2 separate regions of the Mus musculus genome follow, and region 1 is linked to region 2. The links are chromatin loops, found by intact Hi-C in ENCODE. Cell type or tissue: left cerebral cortex. All regions are shown on one strand. Each heading gives the region's core, and the rest is flanking DNA. Links, peaks and the distances in the headings are about the cores only.

Region 1 (8,287 bases), core at 1,491-6,490, 150 kb after region 2:
CAGACTGCTGGCTGCGAAGGCTGCAACGTCGCAGAAGTGCGAGAGCTGCGTGAGCCACGGACTAGACACGGCGGAGATCATGACCCGAAGGCCACCCGCCGCTGATCAGAGCGCCGTCCCGCGCGGCGGGCCGAGTGGCGGGCGCTGCGCCGCACGCGCCCCGGGCCGCACCGCCCCACCCCGCGGGCCGGCCCCGCGGAGCCGCCCCGCCCCGCCCCGCCCCGCCGAGACAATAGCCCGTGCCCCTCCCCCCGCCCCTCCCCCGCCGAGGCTCCGCGGGCCCGGGCCCCCCGACCGCTCCGACCGGCTCCGGGGACGACGGGCCGGTGCGCGGCCCTCCCCGCCGCCAGCGCGCTCTGGCTTTTCTTCTGTGCCAGACGCTCCCCAAGTTCTTCTTCCTCTACCTTTTGTGTCCCTGGTTTCAACTTCTCACATTCTGTCTCCTTTCTCTCGCTCCAGCTTCTTCTTAAACCCCCTGCCTCTCTCTTTTCTCGGTGTCACTCTCTCCAATTTCAAATTTTCATGTCTTCCCTTCCGTCTAACTTCTTCCTCTTATTTTTGTGTGTTCTCTACTATTCGTCTTTGCCCTTTCAATCGTAAATGAATCTTCAGCCTTTCTCTTGTTCTTTAATGAAGTTACATTTCTGTCTCAAGCTATCCTATCCTTCATTTTCTCTTTCGTTATCTTTATTTCCTTTGCGTGTATCTGCCTTTCTCACCTTTGTCATATTTTCTGTTTTCTCCTTTTTTTTCCCCTCTTGGCTGCTCTCATTGATTTGTATTTTTGGTTTTTGTTGTTGTTGTTGTTGTTTGTTTGTTTGTTTTTGTTCCCCCGCCCCCTCCTTTTACTGCGTTCCCTGACTCTTCTCTAACCATCTTTGCTTCTTCCAGCTCAAAGGCGCCCCTTCTTCAGACTTCAGAAGACTGCTCAATCCCAGAAGTTGGAGTCCTAGGATGGTGGGTGGACTGACTTTGGGGAATGCCGCCCTTTCTTCCTGTCCCAGAGTCCCAGCTTCAAGGTTGGAGCCCACCCGGCCTAGAGCTCCTTCCCACCCGCTGGGCCGCAGGGCCTCACAGCAGGGGACTGGCGGGCGGCCTGACAGTATAGACGCGGACAGAAGGGCTCACCTTCCATGTCCCTGGTGACTGTGCTGAAGTGCATCCCGGCTGGGGATCCTGGTAGCCGGCGAAGTTTCGCCCGGTCCGAGGGCCTGGGGCCCCGGTGGGCGGTGCCCTCCGAGGCCTCGGCTGCAACAAGAGAGGCGATGCTGAACGCGCTGGCCCGGGCAGACAGCGGGCTCCGCGCGTCCATAGGCGCCCGGGCCTGACCGGCGCCGCCTCCGACTGCGTACGCCCAGCCGCACCGCGCCCAGCCCAGCGCAGGGGGCCCGGGGGCGGGGGCCTGTGGTGCCACTCACAGCCGCCGGTCCAGGGCCCAAGGGATTATGGCGTCATGAGACCCCCCCCATTTTCAGCCAATATTAGCCCAGGAGTCCGAACATTTGGAGCACCCTGGAAATTCAGGGCCCTCCTGCCTTGTAAGCTCTCTGTCCCTGGTCTCTCCTCCCGGGGCCCTGTGTGACCAACGCCCCTTGAACATCCTGCAGCTTTTGCGGAGGTTGGGCGTCCCCTCTATTCGGCGAAGCCACCACCAGAGTCTACAGCCCCAAGAAGAAGCTTCTATGTCTCGAACACTCAGTCCCAATGTGAGATGGCAGGGCATTGGCGAGGCACTGAGATGCTGCCTGAGTCTAGCCCTGCCCTTGCTTGGCCCCACCTGCCTCCACCTCCTCCCCGGCGGCCCCTGCACCTGGGTAAGAGAGCTCCGGCTCTCGCACAGGCCACAGGCAGATAGCCCCAGGGCTTGCGGAGTCCTTCGTCCCTCCGTGCCGCAGAGCTGGACCTCACCAGCAATTGCCCCTACAGGCCCTTTGGGTCAGCTTGCTTTCGTGGTGGGGAAGCGAGCCGTGGGACGCCGCCCAGGCCGCACAAGACCTGGAGCCCGAGCGTCACGCGCACCCCGCGCGCACCGCCCGCCTCTGGCCAGGACGCTTTTACATCCGGAGGGTGGGCAGTGCCCGCTCCTCCGACCTCCCTGCGCACCAGCGGGGCGCAGGGAGGACCGGGGGCGGGGCCTGACCGGCCGAGGGAGCTGAGGACACGTCGGAGAAATTCAGACCGCATGGTGGGGTGCTGTCCCCTCTCCACCCTGCAGCCAGCCTGCCCACACGAAAGGCCTAACTGCTAAGGTGCAGGACCAGGCCTCAGCGTTCGGGCCTCAAGACATGATTACATCAATGCCCCACTTCTCTGGTACCTTCTCTTCGCCTACTATCTCGGGGGCCTCTCTGACCCGTTCAGTATGCCTATGCCCTTTGTGCACAGGATATGAAGCCTAGAACCTCCTAGATTCTACTAGACAAGGCCCAGTTTCCAAGGACTTTCGGTCAAGGACTTAGTAGGCTCTCTGCTGAACAGACTCAGAATGTAGTGGGATGCCTGCAGCCTCTCCAAGGGTTTTGACAGTCTCAGGCCTCCCTCCCGGGCTGTAGCAGCAACTAAGTGGAAGGATCAAGGCCATGACTGCAAGAAGTGGGTAACTGGGACTTGTATAATAGATTGGGGTGTGGGAGGGGATGGTGTGTGTAACTGGACTGGTGCCCTAGCCTGTCCTTGAAAGCTTAAGGACAGACAGCTAAGAAAGGGAGGCTGTCAAGAGGTCGTTTCTTGGGCCCTAAGTGGCTGGCCATCCAGGGACTGACAATGACAGTGACCTGTCCCACTGGCCTAGGGCAGGTCTAAGGAGGGTAGTTTGGAGATTAGGTGGGCCACAGGGTCTTTCCCCCTTTCCTGAGCAGGGATAGCTTATTGTCTCCTGCTGGATAGGAGAGCCCAGTCTTGGGCAGGTGCATAAGGTCGCAGTAGTTATGGAGAGATACAGCAGTATCAAAGATAGTCCACCGCGCCTCTATAAGTTGAGTCCCACGTGAGGATGTAGGGGCAGGGCTCTGGCAGGCGATTTTGCATTATAGGGATGTACCTCATCCCAGGGTGGAGAAGCTGAGGTCTTCCCCAGTACCTCCCCACAACCCGCCAGGGCTGCAGCCACATCCTGGACCTCAGTGCGGCTAATACTGAGAAGTGAAAGTGAAAAACTTCGGGAACTCCTGGTTGCTCTGGGTCAGCCCTGGGGTCCGTCCTGACGCCCCTAGCGTCACCTGCAGTGACAGGAGAAGTCTTCCTGCTGTGGCTGCACTTGCAAGCTACAGTTGGGTCAGTAAACACTTCACAGCAAACAATGCCCCTGAGCAGAGGCTGGGAATGTGTCAGGGCCCCGCTTAACATGTTCTGTGGATGGTTAGCTCGCTCCACTCGCATCGGTCACCCTCATCCTTCCTTCCCAACTCCCCCCCCCCCCAACTAGCCATTACTGTAGAAAATTGGAACCCCTAGAAAGACTAGCTTAAGAAACCCGAAACCCTGCAAGTGCCGGTCCACTCAAGCCTCCCGCCTGCTATAGAGCAACCGCCTCTACTCACTACAGGACCCGACTCTTAGGACCGCCCTTTCCCTGAGCACAGCACCGAAACTGTGAGGTCGATGCCTGGTCGCCCAGTAACTGGCCTGCGCTCCTCTCCTGACGCTGCCTCACGGCCGGCCGGTTCTTGCCCGGAGCGCTAAGGAACGAACCCACTCTGTAGTCCTACACCCTAGCGCGAAGGTTCAGAATGGACACAGAGCCTTACCCCGGGGAAATGCTCCTCCCTCACCTGCACCGGCCGCCGCTCCCTTCCGCCTCGCTCCCCCTACCGGCGGCGCTTCCGTCACAGCGGTAAGGGGCTTGACTGCGAGCCAGTGGTTTGCGCACAGGGGTCCTGAGCTTACACCTCTTAGTCCTGAGGGCGCAGTGCATGGTCGAGGCCTGGGTTGTATCCTCTTCTCCTCCACATGCTACGCAGAGTGAAAAGACCTGCAATTCTCCAAGGCTTGAGGCAGGAGGTTGACATCCCTGACTAGACCATTTTACAGGCCCTAAAACTGAGTTTTAACGTTGAGACTGACTGCTGGTAGGAAAAGAGTGGGGCTCAGAGGCTTGAAATTGGGGGAGCAGAATGGGGCTAATAAGCTGCAAATCTTGCTTTTTATTTTATTTTTATTTATTTTTTTCCTTGAACCCTAGGCTTTGTGGCTGGCGGTATGGGCTCCTGGCTGCACCCAGCACCGTCGCTGGATTCTGTGGCAACTCACACACTCCTTGGTCGGCCATCTGCAGGGTCGGACGCGAAACCAGTAGAATTCCTGAAGTTCCCAATGCGAAGGGAGGCAGACCCCTAGAGATTCCTGCCTACCTCGCTCTGGCTCGGCTCCGCCTCCCTTGGGTACACATGGCTGCCCCAGGGGAGCGGGCAGACCAGCCCCTCACACCCACCAGCCCCACTCCTCACTCCCTGTCTATTGTAAAGACGCGGGCCTCTCAGAGCTTGGCTGCTAGCCGCAGATGTTTCTGCGCACCTTCGTCTCTGGCAGCCTGACAGCCCACGGATCTTAGGCCTTACTGGCTCCCCGAACAAAGTGCGCGGGCCCAGAGGGCTCCCAGCATTGATTCCTGGCTGCTTGGAGCAAAATGCATACAGGTGGACCCGCTCAGAGATCGGGGCGCAGGGGTCCCCTCCTCCAGAAATCAGAACATGGAGGGCAGGCTCGGGCTATGTTCCCAAAGGTGATGAGGGAGGCTCGGAGAGAGGCTGGGCTTTACGTGACCCAGTGATTCAGGATTGATAGCTGGAAATTGCCTCCATCTCCTCCTGCCTGCACGCGGCCCCAAGCACTCAAAGGAAGCCGGCGGCTAGGCCAGGAACAACTTCCCCGACAGGGTTGACGTCGGCGGCTCTGCCTCGGCGTCCGGGACGAGGACCCGCGGAAGTCTCCGAGGCGCAGGGTTCGACCTTCGCCGGAGCCGGGAGCCGTGGGCTTGCAGGAGACTCTGCACTCTTTCCCTCTCTCAGCCCCCTGGCGGCTGCCTCCGCAGGAACCCAGGCCCCTCCGGCGCGCTCCGTCGTCAGTTTGTCCACGCACGTGACTGGCCCGAGGCTATAACCGAGCCATTCTGGGTGACCCTGGGGGACAAGGGCAGATCAGGAGACACACCCACCCACCAGCTCTGGAGGCACGCAGGTAAGAACTGTGCCTCACAGTAGCTGGGGCTGAATGACCCGCGCCCCCACCCCCTGTCTCCAGCCTCCAAACTTTGGGAAATTTTGTGGGGTAAGTTGTACTGGGGAGTGTGCTGGAGGCTCCCTGTCCCATCAAAATCTGGGTCGTTCATCCCGCAACCACTAAGACAAGCACCGCCTGTGTAAATGATATACCCATCCAGAAGTAGGCGCTGGGGTGGCTCCTGGTTGCAGCAGGGACACTGCCCAGAGGCAGTGCGCCCTGAGGCTTCCTCCTCTCCTCTCCTCTCCTCTCCTCTCCTCTCCTCTCCTCTCCTCTCCTCTCCTCTCCTCTCCTCTCCTCTCCTCTCCTCTCCTCTCCTCTCCTCTCCTCTCCTCTCCTCTCCTCTCCTCTCCTCCCCTCCCCTCCCCTCCCCTCCCCTCCCCTCCCCTCCCCTCCCCTCCCCTCCCCTCCCCTCCCCTCCCCTCCCCTCCCCTCCCCTCCCCTCCCCTCCCCTCCCCTCCCCTCCCCTTTCCCTCACCCCCCTCAAACAAAACAAGCTCTGGCTGTCCTGGAACTCTATCTGTAGACCAGGCTAACTTTCCAATGCAGAGATCCTCCTACGTCTGCTTCCAGAGTGCTGGGATTAAAGGACTGCACCAGTACAGCCCAGCTGACCCCTTTCTTAACTCAAGTCCCCCTGTTGGTCTATGACCTTTTCCTTTCTTGGTACCTTCCTACTCTGAAACCCATCAAGCCCACCCCATATGCCCTACCCTAGTATAAGACCTTCTCCTACACTAGAAGGAACTAGGGCTCTGTGGAGTATGGCAGACTGCAGTAAGCAGGGTTTCTGGAAATCAGGGATAGTACCCTAGACCTACAGGGTGTCCCAGAGGAGGATCAGGAGATTCAGAGAACTTGGCCAGAGTGAGGAACAGCTTCCTGTGTACAGCCTGTAGTTTGCTGGGGCCTGGTGATTTGAGTTACTTGACCTTGCTGGCTCCATCTTCCCCTGAAACTCTTCCTGCTCCCCTGAGACTCTGCCTGCATCCCAGAGTCACCTGGCTCTTGTCTCAAGGCAAATGTTGACCCATTGTGGCCCCTGGAATGTCTAGGTCCTGGGGTACTGATAACTTCAGGGTGCACATAGACAAACGGAGACAGAAGATACAGTCAAGAGGAGGTAAAGACAGGACCCTCACTTCAGCTAAGAGGACAGCCTCACACTAATGGTCTCCTGCCCCCATCTGCCTCCCATACAAACAGTATGGCTGCTGTATTCTGGACTAAGGGTCCAGGAAGATGTCCTGAAAGGATTTGGGGAAAAGGATGGTCAGACTGGTGGGCAATGGTATCCTCCCAGGTCACCAGGGCCCCCTGCGGTCTAGAAGTCCCCACAACTCTAGAACAAACAAACAAACAGACGGACTGATGGACAGCTAGGGTCTGAGCCTGTTGATTTAGCTGCCCACTTGGCGGAAGAAGCCAGCCACATGGGGAGTCTGCTGTCCATCTTCTAGCCATAAGAGTCCCTTACCCCAGGTACTGTCAGGCAGAGGTGTGGTTCTGGGCCTCTGAGGGCCTAGGCTCATCCTGGGGTGGAGGTGGTGGCAGGAGGTGACCTGTGGAGCAGGCAGCTGAGGAAAACAGCCTCTCCCCCTCCCCTCTTTGGCCACAGCAGGAGCCAGCCAGCTCTAAGGAGGTGTGCTAACTCAGGGTGAGCACCAGAAGATTGCCAAAAACCCTTCAAGATTCCTCTTGTCTGCAGAACACCCAACAATACACATACTGCCACAACACACAGGAACACTTGGGAGAACTTATCTGAACATGAATGCTCACACATGTGAGCATGCCATAACATATGCCACCATTGGCATAACTGTCTTCATGCACAAAACTGGACAGGAACAAAGACACATGAGCACAGGGTCTTACACACAATTCATGTTGTACTTGCAGACACTTGCCCAGAGTACACACATACAGATCTGGTCACACATGCAGGCTTACCACCCACATAGGTTGTGTAACTGCTCTTCACTGGTGTTGACACACATTTTAGAAATTTAAGTGGACTTTTGATTGACAGTGCCCTTGTAGAACCCTCTGCTGTGCAGTAAGGGAAGAATTAAGTAACACAGTCGGGTGATGTGCTGAGGAGGAAGGGCTTATTGTCCAGGTCGGTGTCCTGAACACTGTGTACTAGAAGAGTGTCCCAGGGGACCATATCAGTAAAGATGACCCTTTTCAATGAATCCACATGGAAGGCATTGTCCATGCCAAGCTGCTAGCCCTGAGTCTGGCATGTTGGTAAATAAGCCAGTTATGAAGGACTAGGATCCTGGCGATCGTTCCATATATTGTTTTTCTTATAGATACTTAAAATAAACATAGGGAAACTATTTTTCAATAGATTTAGTTTATTTATGTACATGCATGTGTGTCTTTGTGTGTCTGTGTGAGCCATGCGCACAGTACCTGTGCAGGTCAGAGTGTGGGTCAGATCTCCTGCAGCAGCTGTACTTCCAGGGAGCCACCATGTGGTTTCTAGGATTTGAACTTAGGCCCTCTGCCAAAGCAGCACATCTTCTTAAGCACTGAGCATCTTCCTGGCCCCCACAAGAGAATGCTTTGGCTTTGTTTGAGGCAGGGCCTCACTGTGAAACCATGGTGACCTTGAACTCTCATACTTGCCTCCACCACCTGAATGCTGGAATTGTAGGTGTGTTCCACATGCCCAGTGAAACTTGGATTTTTGTGTGTGTGTGTGTGTGTGTGTGTGTGTGTGTGAACTGGGCAGTTAATTCATATCCTCGTACTCATTGCAACAGCAGAGCTGAGCTGCTTAGAGAAATTCTTAAATTTGTGCTGAAACTTTTTCTCATAAGGACTTCTTTTGCCCCTCTCTGTCCTCTCTGCCCTGTGTCCTGCCTCTAGGGCTCTGACTTCCCCACTGGAATAGGTATTGGCCAGAAATTTGGTCTGATGTTTTGAGCTCATGTGCCCAGAGCCCATGAAGGCAAATCTTTCTCTGGCTCCACTTTCTCAGAAACTCCCACTAGCTTGGAGATTAAGCTGCCCAGCCTGTCACAGGCACAGAGATGCTGCTGTCACATAACAGGGAGGA
Region 2 (8,287 bases), core at 1,498-6,497:
GTGACTATGCTGGCTAGGTTTGTGCCAACTGGACACAAGCTAGAGTCCTTTGAGAGGAGGGAACATCAACTGACGAATGCCTCCATAAGACTGGCAGTAGGCGGGCTGGAGAGATGGCTGAGCGGTTAAGAGCACTGACTGCTCTTCAAAAGGCCCTGAGTTCAAATCCCAGCAACCACATGGTGGCTCACAACCATCCATAATGAGATCTGACATCCTCTTCTTGTGTGTCTGAAGACAGCTACAGTATTCTTAGATATATAATAAATAAATATTTAGACTGAAGCGAGCGGGGCCGACCTGAGCAAGCAAGCAGAAGTCCTGAATTCAAATTCTCAGCAACCACATGATCGCTCACAACCATCAGTACAGCTACAGTGTACTGATGGTTTTGAGTGATCATGTGGTTGCTGAGAATTTGAATTCAGGACTTCTGCTTCATATATATATATATAGAGAGAGAGTGTGTAATCTGAGCGAGCCAGCACTCCGCACCTGCCCAGTGCAGCAGCTCCTGCCTACAGGTTCCCGTCCTGACTTTCTTCAGTGATGCGAAAGTGGAAGGAAAATACATCCTTTCCTCCCCAAGCTGTTTTTGGTTATGTTGTTTCTTCAGCAATAGAAACCCTAACTTAGAGGGTTTGAGGCCTAGACTAGAAAACCTGCGACCCTGTTTCAAAAAATAAAATAAAGAAAAGGCAATCTTATCTTTATGTTGCAGGAAAGTCAAGTACTTTAACATCAAAGCCAGCTTTGTGGATGAGCACACAGTTCGCGGTGTGGACAAAGGCGGGAAGGCGGTAAGTGTCACCGGCCTGTGGCCTGTCTCGGTGGCTCCTCTCGCACCCGATTCCAGTTCTGTTTGGCCTGGGTGTTGATCTGGTGTTAACAGCTGCCTTTGAAGTCACACTTCTTCAGAGTGATTCAACAGCTGGGTGCAGTGGCCAAGCCCGAGATCCCAGCACTAGGGAGGCAGAAATGGGAGCTTGAGTCCTAGACCAGCCCTGGGCTATATAGTGGGACCATGTGTCCCCAACAGAGACACATGTAGACATATGGAGAGAAACAGATACATACACACAAGGCATATGCACACAGACACATGCACACATAGACACATGCATGTACACACACATACATACACATGCATGCACACACAGACACATGCTCACAGAGATGCTAACACACAAAGGCTTGTGCACACACAGATATGTGCACAGACACGTGCTGACATGCACACACACATACATGTAGAGACACAGATTGAACAGAGAGGTAGGGGTGTAGTTCAGAGGCAGAAGGCTTGCCTAACCTGAGCTAGATCAGTCCTTAGCTACACACACCCCTTGTTAAGCAGTTCAAATGCCACAGCTAGCTTTCCTGCAGTTTGGGGTGAGTCACTCCCTTTCTGTAGTGTTTGTGGGGCTCTGAAGAGGCAGGGTTTGCAAAGGCCTTGTACACTGTGAAGTTTGTGGAGCTGGCCTCACTCCCTCTTTTGCCTGGCCCTCCTGTTGAGTGGACAATGTGAGACCCCTGCTCTGTGACTTAGACATAAGGGTAAAGCATCCCACTACAGCAGGGGTCACAGGAACGGCTGCCTCAGCCACCGCAGGCATTTGAGCGCTCTGGCAGCCGACGGTTCACTGATTGACATATGGTTCTCTGTTTATCCTCAGACTCTGCTTTCAGCTGAGCACATTGTCATTGCTACAGGAGGACGGCCAAGGTACCCCACACAAGTGAGTGGCTTGCTGTGTCCCTCATTCCTCTTGCTTCTCCAGGCCTCCCTGAATCTACACCACATGGCAGTGGCTCAGGGCCACTCCACACCGCAGGCTCCTGAGGCCTGTGTCCTCTCTCCTTCTTCCTCAGTGTTTAGTTCTGTGTTGTCCGGGCTGCTTCCGATCACCTGGGATTCATGTCTGTCCACTTCAGCCTCCAGAGTTAGCTTTGACTGAAATGTGTGGCGGGCATCACACCTGGCCTCTGTTCCTTCCACCAAGCCTCCATTGCCACGGCCTTTTCTAACTTCAGAACTCCAGGGCCTCCATCCAGGACTTCAGTCTTGCTCTTCATCCACCCTGGCCACCCAGCTCCTTAAAAGTTTGAATGAAATTCACTTAGCAGAAATTCCCTTTAGGAGGGAGGCACAGTGGTTTAATACATTCAGTGCGTCTTCCACTTCCCTCCATCTCTAGGTCCTTTGCAGAATTCCAGGCTGATTCTTTACGACAGCTCCCCTGGTTTCTGATTCTAGGTGCCTCATACCAATGCATATGACATATGTGCTTTGTGTTGGTTAATCTCACCAGCAGAATGTGCTCCCTATACCTGCATGTATCAGATTCTTCTTTTAAAAGACTGAGTAATATTCCATTTTATGCGTTAGTGCCTTTTGTTAATCCGCCTGCCCCTCGGTGAATGCCTTTGTTGCTTCCTCTTTGTGGCTCTCATGAATCACGATGTGCTGTGAGCACCCGTGTTTTTCTGGAGTTCGTTTTAACTTCTTCTGGGTATTTATGAAGAATGGAACTAGGTCACTAGTTCACTTGGCTTAACCTTTGAGAGACACTAGTTTGTTTTCCAAAGAGGCTACACCATATTTACTCCCTGTAGCTGAAGCTGGAGTCACTTTCTGATTTCTTCACATACCTCAGGTTTTTTGGTAAAAGCAGAATATTTCAAGTAACTCATGTTGGTGACTCCCCACTGGGATCTTCTCATTGCTATGGTGACTTCTCTGAGCTGGTTTTATGAGGCATTTCTTTTTTGTTATGTATGGTCACTTATTGTCGGCTAAGGTCTGCAGAGGTTTCCTTTGAAAACCAGGAACCATGAAATCTCTGCATGCCTGTGGGAGCCTTCCCTCCATACTGTATGCTGCATGACTGTCTTGGAGGATGAGGCTGCCACTCCTGCTTTCCCAGGAAGGGGTGCATGCTTGGGAAAGAGCCCAGGGCATAATGTGCACCTCCCATCCCCAAAGAGACACAACCTGAAGATATCCAACCATGAAACTTCCCCTCATGGATTGAGAGAACCCCAGAACCTGCAGAATGGGGTTGCTTTTTCAGAAACCCCAGGGGCATGCCAATGGTGATCTTATCACATGAGTCTTCTCTTCCTCCATAGGTCAAAGGAGCCCTGGAATATGGAATCACAAGTGACGACATCTTCTGGCTGAAGGAGTCCCCTGGGAAAACGTAAGGCCTGGGGTATGTTGTGCTGGTGGATATGCTTTCTTCTCCTACTGGAGCCAAAAGGTCGTTCTCTTAAAGAAGGAAAAACCTTTGTACCCCCATGTCCCATGACTATCTCGAAGGTGATAACATGAGTGTTACAGATAGAGTCAGCTGTTCATGATACAGGGCAGTGGCTGTCAGCAGTATCCCCTGTACCCTGGTATAGAAGATCATCTCCTCTCCTCTCTGCTTTTTGCATCGAGCATGCCCCAAGTTACGGCCAGGTGTGGCGGTGAGAACACATGTGCTAAATGTGCCGGCCTGCCCAGAGCTCCATCTATTCTTGGATACTGGATGCAGCCAACACCCTTATTGTGCAGACGTCCTGCTTGCAGGGACCAGAGTGGCCACGAGAGGGCGGCAGAGGCTTGCTTGATAGCTGTTCAATGCCTTGTGCACTTTCAAGCAAACACTAGTGGGAAACAGTAGCCCAGTGGTGGGCTGGCATATGCACTTGAGTGTGTGCATGTGCACATATGTATGCTTGTAAATATGTGTGTATGTGTAGGTGTAAATGGTGTGTATGTTGGAGAGTGGACACAGGTGTGGATTTAATGTGTATGTATTCACCGGATTTATTTCAGAGAGTGCAGATCTCCAATTTCTGTGTGTTGGAGCTGTAAGACACTGCCCCTGCATCCATGGCACTTGGGATTGAACCTATGGCCTCACTAATGTTAGGCAGGCACCTTGTCTTGGAATCTATATTCCCAGCTCCAAGCTCCTTTGTTGTGTTGTTGTTGTTGTTGTCTTGAGACAGGATCTCTGTGTAGTCCTAGCTGTCCTGGAGTTTGCTATGCAAACCATACTGACCTCAAATTCACAGAGCTCCTCCTGCCTCTGTCTCCACCTGCCATCTGTTCTAAGATGAAAGGTGTGAGCCTTTCATCATGCCTAGCTGTCAAGATCCTTAAAACAGGGCTGGAGAGACTGCTCTGCAAAAGAGCACCGGCTGCTCTTCCAAAGGTCCTGAGTCCAAGTCCCAGCAACCACATGGTGGCTCACAACCATCTGTAATGAGATTCGATGCCCTCTTCTGGTGTGTCTGAAGACAGCTACAAGTGTATTCATATGAATAAAATAAAATAAATAAAAAGACCCTTAAAAACAAACAAAACCAACCAAAAACATCCAAAAGAAAACCAAAAACTTATTATTGCATATAGCTCTATCCATGGTGTATGTGTGTGCGTGCATGTGCGCGTGCGTGTATGCCACAGTGCATTTTCAGACGTCAGAGGATAGGTGGAGTTTGATTGTCTCCTACCTTTGTATGGATTCTGTGGGCTGAGCTCAGGTCTCCAGGTTTGCACAGCTAATGCTTTTGCTCTTGCACTGGGCCAGCTCATCTGGCCCACACTGTTTGTTTATCTGTTTAGTGTGGGGCTGTGCATGTGGAGGCCAGAGGACCACTTACAGGAGTCAGTATTCTTCTTCCACGCTATGGGTTCAGAGGTCAAGACCGGGTTGTTGTGCTGGTTGTTGGCATCTTTACCTGCTGAGCCATGTCATTGGCCCAGCTCCTTTCTTTTGAGACAGGAGCTCATGTAGCTTAGACTGGCTTTGAACTCACAGTGAAGACAAAGATGACCTTGAACTTCTGACCCTTCTGTCTGTACCAACTGGCTTCTGGGATTGCAGGCACGCTCCATCATGCTTGGCTTCTTTTTCCTTAAAAACAACAACAACAAAACATTTTTTTTTTCAAGATTTATTTATTTATTATATGTAAGTACACTGTAGCTGTCTTCAGACACTCCAGAAGAGGGCGTCAGATCATGTTACAGATGGTTGTGAGCCACCATGTGGTTGCTGGGATTTGAACTTCGGACCTTCGGAAGAGCGGTCGGGTGCTCTTACCCACTGAGCCATTTCACCAGCCCCCAACAAAACATTTTTAATTGCTTTATTTATGTATACATAGCGCACATACACATACATTTATGGTATGACACACGTGTACAAGTTAGAGAACAACTTCAAAAATCAGTTCTGTCCTTCCACCAGGTGGGTTCTGGGATAGAACTTGGCCTGGGAGCATGTGCCTTTACTTGTGGGCCAGCTGCCTGGCCCTTCCTTCGTTTTTTTTACAGCTGACACATAACACACCAGCATCTCACACTTTATCTACTCATCCATGGACAGGCAGTGTGAACTGCATTGCTGTGAAGTGGGTACACTGATGTCTACCTGACTCCTGCTCTCCACTCTCTTGAGCATGGCAGTGGAATTGTTGGCCTGGAAGGGAATTATGCTCTTCAGACTTCCTTCAGTAGTTCAGTACTGTGTTCCCATGGGTGGTGTTCTCACTGGTGGGGTTCCCACTGGTGGTACACCAGGGCCCATGTTGCTGCACCCTCACATTTGAAGAACAGTGATATTAGTTTATATACACCTACTGAGGAAGTCTCTCCTAGAAGCAGAAAAGTGGAGTCCAAGGGTCTTTGCTGACAAGCTGGTTGTTGCCTGTCCCCTATGCTCTGCTGCAGGCTTCCCCCTTATTCCCATAACATGGGCATTGACAGCATTTTTTTTTAAAGACACAGAATGGAATGTCCCTCTTCTCATTGCCGATGTGTGACTATCACTGTTGCCCGTATCCCTCCTCACACTGAGACTGAGTTCTCACTGACGCATGATGACTTCCACTGGATCACTAGACTGTGCTTTGCCTTGTCTGTTTGTCTGTCCATTTGTTTGTTTGTTTGTTTGTTTTTCGAGACAGGGTTTCTCTGTGCAGCTCTTGTTGTCCTGGAACTCACTCTGTAGACCAGGCTGTTCTCTGTCTTCTGAGTGCTAGGATTAAAAGTGTGTGACACCACTACCCAACTTGTGATTTGCCTTTTGTAAAAAGATTATTTATCTGTATGAGTGTTTTGTCTATCTGTCTGTCTGTGTGTGTACTACATAGTGCCTGGTACCCATGGAGGTCAGAAGAGGGCATCAGACCCCCTGGAACTGGAGTTATGGGTGATTGATTATAAGCCACTCTGTGGGTGCTGGGAATCCAACCCAAGTCCCCTGCAAGAGCAACAAGTACTCTAAAGAACTGAGCCATCTCCCCAGCCCCTGCTTTTTGTCTTCTGACTTTTATGGATATTTATGCATTTACTTAGGGTGTTTGTTTGTTTGTTTGTTTGTTTTTGGGGTTTTTTTTTTTTGAGACAGGGTTTCTCTGTGTAGCCCTGGCTGTCCTTGAACTCACTCTGTAGACCAGGCTGGCCTTGAACTCAGAATTCCGCCTGCCTCTGCCTCCCAAGTGCTGGGATTAAAGGCATGCGCCACCACTGCACGGCCGACTTAGGGTTTTTTTTTTTAATTACTTTTATTTTTTTAGAGTCCAGTCGTTGCCCCTTTCCCAGTTTTTGTCTGTCTGTTTGTTGTTGTTTGTTTTAGACAGCCTCACAATGGAGTCCAGTTGATCTGAAACTCACTATGCTGCCCAGGTTGACCTCAAACTTGTGATTCTTCTGCCTCAGTTTTCCAAGAGTGTACTGCCACTACCCATATTTGTCAAATTCTTCTTATTTTTTAAATTCATTTACAGAGCTGAGGACAAAACTCAGGCCCTTACATACCCTATGGAAATGTTCTACTGAGAGGCTTCCCCACCCAAAGTTTTCATTTTTATGTCAGCAATTAGCATTGTCTTTTAGACCATAATAATTTCTAGGTGTGGAGAGATCTGGACTTGACCCAGGGCTTTGTACCAAGAAACAAACAGGTCCTCTCCTCCTGAGCTCCAGCCCCAACTCCTTGTCTGTTTTCCTAGCTTTGTCTGTCTGCTAGGTGGAACACACTTGGATTCCATGGGTCATCTTTTCATGTATTTCTTGGCTTCCTCTGAAATTCAGAGTGTCTCTGTGTGGATAACCCTGTGGTCCTTGGCCTTGTATGTGGCTGGGTCCCCCCTCCCCTCATCTCTTCTTTATCTTCCAGCTGGTTCAAATATCAGAGATGGCCCTGTATTGCACACCATAAAGATTCTTTGTAACTTATAGATGTACAAATGGTTTCTTTCCCCTTTAGATGTAACCTAAATCTCTCTTTGCTCTTAATGGCTTTTAGATTTATTACATGTTCAGAAGGGCCTGTCCCTCCTCCAGCATGGTTTTTGGTTTGGTTTGGTTTTTAGTCACCTCTGGCTGGATGTTTTTGTAATGTTTGGGGCCTGGTTGTCCTTGCCCATGGAGTTGAATTGCTGCAGTGCCTGCAGAACCTGCTGCCTGTCTGCAAGCAGTGCTGCTGCTCATAGCTGCTAAGCCTGCCTCACTCCCTCTCTTTCCTTTGCTCTGATTCTTTGGCTGCCTCTTACTCTCCTGCCTTCCCATAATGCTCTGTGCTGAACCCTCCATGAGCAACACTAGAGCTGCAACAGTCCTGGAAGCTAGCCCTCCCTGCCTCTCTCCTGTCCTGCCTGGGCCCCTTCCTGGGCTCAAGTTGTTCTGTTTCTGAAGGCCATGTCTGGCCATGTCTCCAAAGGCCAGAATTTTCTGAGTTCAATTCAGGTCCATTTTGGGGAAGCTGACCCAATGCTATGCAGTAGTGCAGCCCAGCAAGAAAGCACCCCCAGCTCCCATCCCCAGTAGCCTAGGGGTTCCCCTGTGACTATGCGCTGGGGGTGCCGGCTCAGCTGGTAAGATATGGCCACAGATATTTTAGTCAGGAACAAAACTGCAATGTTTATTTTCTTCAGAAAAAAAACATTTAGAGTTTTTTGTTTTTTTTTAAGCTCCTTCGTGTAGATGGAATCTAGGTATGTTATTGTTTAAGAAAAAAGTGTTTGTGGTGCATCAGTCACCCGTTTAGTTCTGAACATGATTTATGTGAGGAAATGGTTTTTTTTTAAAAAAAATTAAGCTGGAGATATATCCCCGTACGATGCTTCTGTGAAAATGCGGCTTTGTCCAGGCTGTTAATGCAAGTTGTAACAGTGCGGCAGGGGAGGCACTGTTTACATGTTACATTCCTCTGTGCAGTCAAAATAAGCCTGGAGGGTCTACAGTAGCATTTCTGTATTTTATCAGCTTGGGCTGGGGCAGAGG

Evidence for each region. Hi-C counts contacts between places; a loop is a spot of excess contacts. Peaks named below come from ENCODE experiments on the same cell type or tissue, not always from the same donor. Only the 100,000 strongest peaks of a DNase experiment are listed, where the experiment ranks them.
Region 1: it touches region 2 in a loop (2.6-fold over the local background); 1 of 42 quality-filtered maps calls a loop at or near these places.

What each region holds. Positions count from the first base shown.
Region 1 is chr16:18,586,859-18,595,145 of GRCm38, forward strand. Gm35369 (a long non-coding RNA gene) reads left to right here and starts at 1,941. Exons shown (of 4, transcript XR_384718.3): 1 at 1,941-2,592; 2 at 3,545-3,832; 3 at 4,181-5,175. It overlaps Tbx1 (T-box 1), which reads right to left and starts at 111. Exons shown (of 7, transcript NM_011532.2): 1 at 1-111. The coding sequence starts at 81. In left cerebral cortex, for the core only: CTCF peaks have their summits at 3,807 (motif pointing left) and 5,012 (motif pointing left); no DNase peak of the experiment used is centred there; H3K4me3 peaks cover 456 bases.
Region 2 is chr16:18,440,072-18,448,358 of GRCm38, forward strand. It overlaps Txnrd2 (thioredoxin reductase 2), which reads left to right. Exons shown (of 18, transcript NM_013711.3): 6 at 722-800; 7 at 1,677-1,739; 8 at 3,133-3,203. Among named protein-coding and RNA genes, the nearest start is that of Comt, 17 kb to the left of the region's middle. In left cerebral cortex, for the core only: CTCF peaks have their summits at 3,596 (motif pointing right) and 4,973 (motif pointing right); a DNase peak (open chromatin) is centred at 3,591.